Linked DNA regions of Homo sapiens: region 2 is linked to region 1. Evidence: read pairs that join two places in POLR2A ChIA-PET (ENCODE). Cell type or tissue: PC-9. All regions are shown on one strand. Links, peaks and the distances in the headings refer to the core of each region. The heading gives the core; the rest is flanking DNA.

The links. ChIA-PET counts read pairs that join two places held together with the same protein. Peaks named below come from ENCODE experiments on the same cell type or tissue, not always from the same donor. Only the 100,000 strongest peaks of a DNase experiment are listed, where the experiment ranks them.
Region 2: POLR2A ChIA-PET joins it to region 1 with 17 read pairs; 1 of 35 experiments calls an interaction of 5 or more read pairs at or near these places.

Annotation. Positions count from the first base shown.
Region 1 is chr9:107,273,790-107,276,705 of GRCh38, forward strand. No RefSeq gene overlaps it. Among named protein-coding and RNA genes, the nearest start is that of RAD23B, 8.0 kb to the right of the region's middle. In PC-9, for the core only: CTCF peaks have their summits at 800 and 1,004; DNase peaks (open chromatin) are centred at 562 and 1,292; H3K27ac peaks cover 1,986 bases.
Region 2 is chr9:108,690,552-108,693,467 of GRCh38, forward strand. No RefSeq gene overlaps it. Among named protein-coding and RNA genes, the nearest start is that of ACTL7B, 160 kb to the right of the region's middle. In PC-9, for the core only: no CTCF peak of the experiment used is centred there; a DNase peak (open chromatin) is centred at 1,260; H3K27ac peaks cover 1,666 bases.

The DNA.
Region 1 (2,916 bases), core at 171-2,670:
TCTCTCTCTTGACAATGGCCACAAGCCAAGATAGCCACTCTCTAGAAGAGCCCTGACTGGGGCGAAGTTAGCTTTGGTGTGTTGGTCAGGGGAGACACAACGAGGAAGTGAAGCCAAAATGCACGAAACAGAATAAATTTATTACTTATAGATCCCAGAGGTATTAGGGGTGCTGAGAAAGTCTGGAGGTGGCAGAGAGCTCAACCAGTGGGTGGAGAGAGAAAGAGACAGAGAGGGAAAATGGGAGAGCGAGAAAGAAGGAGACAGAAGGAGGGAGAAGGAGTGCAGTGGGAGAAAGAAGACAGGGGGAGAAGAAGGGAGGGAGAGAGAGGACCTGGGAGGCTATGCCTTTATTAAGGTCCATGATCACTATCCCTTAGGCTTTGGTGAAGAGGGCTGGGGATTGGCTAGTTTAAAGAAAACAAATGCAAAAGGGGAAACTACTTACTTGCCCGTGGTGTTGACCATTAGGTTTTATCATGGTCAGCATCTGTGGAACCTGCTGGGATTGGGGTTAGCAAGATGGGGAGCAGAAAGGCTATATCTCAAACAACCACAAGGGGAAATTTTTGAGGTTTTGTTTTTGTTTGTTTGTTTTAGAGACAGGATCTCACTCTGTCACCCATGCTGGAGTGCAGTGACATGATCATAGATCACTGACATGATCATAGCCCTCCTGGGCTCAAGTAACCCTCCTGTCTCAGCCTCCTGAGTAGCTGCCACTACAGGCACACACCACCACACTTGGCTAATTTTTAAATTTTTTGTAGAGATGGCGTCTTGCTCTGTTGTCCAAGATAGTCTCAAACTCGGGGCTTCAAGCAATCCTCCCACCTCAGCCTCCCAAAGTGCTGGGATTACAGCCATGAGCCACAGCACCCGGCCGGGGGGGATGTTTTAATTAAGCCCAAGGTGATAGGGTACAACTGGGTTTCAAACAACTTATGTCAAGCCTAAAAATGGACGCCAAGACTACAACTATATTAAATAAATTTATGCAGTGTGTGTTCTGCCTACAAGAAGCGGTTAAGTGAAACACTTATTTTCCTTAATAGGATCCAGAATCAAACTTTGCCTATTATCGTATTTCTGACACAATGCCTGGTACAGAATAGGTGCTCAGAGAATATTTGCTGGATAGATTGATGTCTGCAGAACACTGTGAGTCAGGGTAGACAGATGTGAGTGAGGAGGATCAGAAAATGCCTAGGAAGTTTCCTAACATGAACGTGCATTCCATGAGCCTCTTTCTCTCACATACCACATCAATTCCATCAGCAAAGCCTGTCAGCTGTAGTTTCAATAAATCCAGAACCCAACCGCTTCTTACCGCTTGTACAGCTTCCACCCTGATATGAGTCACCACTCTCTTCTGAATTATTGCAATAACCTCCTAACTGGCTTCTTTCCATCCATCCTTGCCTTCCTCTAGGGAATTCTCCATACAGTAATCAGAGCAATTCTTTCAAAACATAAGTCAGATCATGTCACTTCTCTGTCTTAAACCCTCCAATGACTTTCTATGTTACTCAGAACTAAAACCGAAGCCTTTACAATGGCTCTCAGCCCACTGTCCCACCTCCCCTTGTCTCTCTCCTCCTTGCTTCCTTGGCTCCTTCACCTCCCCTCCTTGCTATTCCTCCGATACACCAAGGATGCTCCTATACCATGGCCTGGCATCTGCACGTAATAAGTGCTATATAAATATGAACATTTACGGCTATTATTGCTGTTCCCTTTATTCAGTTCTCTCTCTTTCCCTAGCATTGGCATGACTGGCTTCCTTGCTTCGCACTACTCCAATATCACTTGATTAAGGAGACTTTTCTTCATTAACTGGTACATCAATCTGGGCCTCAGCAGAAAAACAGACATCACATTGCTATTTTTGGTGGTGAATTGTATTCTCCCAAAGATATGGTGAGAACTGAAACCCCAGCACCTCAGAATGTGACCTTATTTGGAAATGGGGTCATTGCAGATACAACTAGTTAGACAAAGTCATACAGGAGTAGACAGGGACCCTTAATCCAATATGACTGGTGTCCTCATAAGAAGAGACATAGGGATGTGGACACACAAGGGCAGATTATGATGGAGGCAGAAACCAAAGTGCTGCAGCTGCAAGCCACAGAACGCCAAGGATCGTTGGAAAAGCACCAGAAGCTAGAAAGAGATGAGGAAGAATTCTCCCAAATCTCAGAGGGAATACAGCCCTATCAACACCTTGATTTTGAATTTCAAGCCACCAGAAATGTGAAAATGTGAAAAATATTTTTTTTTTTTTTTGATACGAAGTTTCACTCTTGTTGCCTAGGCTGGAGTTCAATGGTGTGATCTTGGCTCACTGCTACCTCCACCTCCTGGGTTCAAGCGATTTACCTGCCTCAGCCTCCCGAGTAGCTGGGATTACAGGCATGTGCCACCACGCCCGGCTAATTTTGTATTTTTGGTAGAGATGGGGTTTTTCCATGTTAGTCAGGCTGGTCTCGAACTCCCGACCTCAGGTGATCCGCCCGCTTCAGCCTCCCAATGTGCTGGGATTACAGGTGTGAGCCACTGCACCTGGCCAAATTTTGATTATTTTAAGCCACCCAATCTGTGGTACTTTGTTATGGCAGCCCTAAGAAACTAATAATGGATATACTGAAAACATTCACGCAACAGACGCTTTGCAATGATGTGGGAGAGAGCACAGGGAAACTGCAGGGAGAGTACATTTCCCTGGAGTGAGAAATAAGGTCCCTCTAGGCTTGAGGGGGCAAAGTGAGGAGCAGTTACCAGAATCACCTGGGGAAAAGCCACCCTTCAGAAGCAATGACCCTGTATCAAGTGCACTGCCAAACTCAAAGAGGAATAAATTCCCTAACTTCACTCTCCTCCCTCAAACCTATCTCCTGCAGAGATGCCCCAGGA
Region 2 (2,916 bases), core at 313-2,812, 1.4 Mb after region 1:
CTTAAAGTTGGCAAAGACTATAACTCATTGAAGGCGTTTAGAAATTGACACTCTTGTTCACTGCTAAGAACATAATAATTAGTACGCACTTTTTGAAAGGCAATCAGCAGTGTATCTCACAAGTCTTGAGATATGGGTAGTCTTACACCAAGCAGTTCCATCTCTACAGATTACCCCTCAAAATTTCATGAAATACGAGATATATGTAAGTAAGTACAAGATATATGTAGGAGCATATTATAGTGTTATTTATAATAAAATCTATTAATGCTTTAAAACAGAGAATTAAATAAGTCAATTATGGTAAAATCTATTCAATGGACTGCAATGAAGCCACTGAGTCATTGAATTAGCCTATTTACTGATGTGAGAAAGTGTTCAGAATATATGACTAAGGCTTTTAAAAGTGAGGTATGGCCAGGCATGGTGGCTCACGCCTGTAATCCCAGCACTTTGGGAGGCCAAGGCGGGTGGATCACTTGAGATCAGGAGTTCACGAACAGCCTGGCCAACATAGTGAAACCCCGTCTCTACTAAAAATACAAAAATTAGCCGGGCGTGGTGGTGCACGCCTGTAATCCCAGCTACTTAGGAGGCTGAGGCAGGAGAATTGCTTGAACCCAGGAAGTGGAGGTTGCAGTGAGCCAAGATCACGTCACTGCACTCCAGCCTGGGCAACAGAGCAAGACTCCATCTCAAAAAAAAAAAAAAAGGTGAGGTATTAAATAACAGTATGCACTGTTTGATAGTATTTTGACAAAATACAGACACACAGGAAAAAACTGAAACGTTTATAGTGATTATCTTAAAGTCATTGAATAGTAAGTGATCTGTTTATTTTTCCATTTGTTTTCCTGCGTTCTGACATTCTGGAACACCAAGCATGAATTGCTTTTGTAATAACCACAAAAATTGTATGCTCGCACATGCATCTTGTTTTAAAGAGACAACCAGGAGTGACCATTTCATTCTGAGGAGAAGAGTGACACAAGCTAAGTTGAGCATAGGAAAATTTGTTCTCACTGCTGGGAGTGTGTTAGGCCAAAGGAGTGAACACTTGAAAAGAAGATGCACTGTGAATTCTGCTAGTGCAATTGCAGAGTAAGATATTTAGGGCACAGCCCAGAGAAGGCTACCAGGTTGAAGCAGGTGAGATCCGGGAAGCCAGTTGAAGGTGAATCATCAGGAAGAAGTGGTAGAGAAATAAAGATGTTGCCGCCTGTGGGGAGTGAGGGTGGGGTAAGCCCTAAGGACAAAGGGCTGGTGATGTCAGTGTAGCCACAAGGAAGCAGGTGGGCAGGAATGCAGAAACAGATCATCTTTGTGTGGACGCAGCCGCAGAAGTGGACCCTGAACGTGACGACGGGCAGGGCAGAAGCTTTGCTTGGGATGGAGGTTCACAGTTTCTCTAGAACACTTCCTCTCATGTGAATTTTTTTTTTTTTTTTTGCCATTTAAAAAATTATGAATAGCCTTTACTTTTTGAGAGCAGTTTTAGGTTGACAGAAAAAAATTGTACAAAAAATATGGGGGCACCAGGCGCAGTGGCTCACTCCTGTAATCCCAACACTTTGGGAGGCCAAGGGGGGGTGCTGATCACTTGAGTCCAGGAGTTCAAGACCAGCCTAGGCAACATAGGGAGACCCCCATCTCTATAAAAAAATACACAAAAAAATTAGCCAGGCGTGGTGACACACACCTGTGGTACTAGCTCCTCGGGAGGATCACCTGAGCCCGGGAGGCAGAGGTTGCAGTGAGCTGAGATCATGCCACTGCAACTTCAGCCTGGGCAACAGAGACCCCCATCTCAATAATAAATAAATAAATAGCCAGTCAGTCAGCATTCATTTTAAAGGTACCCACTGGATGCAAAATATTACCCCAAAACCCAGTTCCAAACCTAAGCTCAAGGCCCTCCACCAGTCCCTTCACATAAGATAGTTTTTCTCATGAATGTTGAGGAACTAGAATCCTTCAAGTACCGCAGGTGAAACTATTTGGTGTCCTTGGTAAATTTTTTTTATATTCTTGACTTGAAGTGGCAGCAAAATGTACTCAGAAGATGATGAGATGCTGGTTCCAAAAGCTGGAATTTGAATCTTAACTTTGTCCTGGTTATTTACTATGTAAACTGATGATAATAATAACCTTGGCTCATAGGTTTGCTGTAAACAGGTAAAGTGAAAGAAAGCCTAACACATAGTAGGCATTCAGTAAATACTCTTTTCCTTGCATTAATACAGCATCTCAAGTTTTAGAATATCTGCCACAGGCAAGATTCCAGATGTGCAAAGCACGTTAATGACCTCAGATTTCATTTTACAAGATTTGTATCTGGACCTTGGGTAGTAACTTCGGTAGAGAAGGTGTTAGATTTTATTTTCTCACCTAATTTCTTTTGCATATATGTCCTTCAAAAGCCAAATTGCTAGTTAAAAAGCAACTCCTTCTAGAGGCTTGCTTCGTATCATATGACAATGAGAGAGCTTGAGAATAAAGTTCAAACCTATTTTAGCTAGCGATGAGTTTGAGGGATTTGTCAGTTGCCTAAACAAGAACATCAGGAAAACTGACGGCCTGTTAGTGATGCACAGCCCAGCCTTTCAGCCAGGTTAGGAACAAAAGCATTGGCCGTAAGGACCTAATTTACCACTGGAAAAGAAAGCAAATATGTTACTAATGAAAGAATAAATCACTTTCAGAAAAGCAATGACTTCATTTTCTCTCAGGGGTGCTGAATATAATATTTTTCCTGTAAACTGTACCCATAAGGCAGTTCATGAGCATCCTAGGGGAGAGGCCAGATGCAATTCTCCACAGGCCTGGAGCACTGTTCTGTTAGCAGAGCAGCAAATGCCTCAGTGACCTGAAATTCAGAGCCCTGTCTGTGGGCAGAGGAGGCTGTCCATCCTGGTG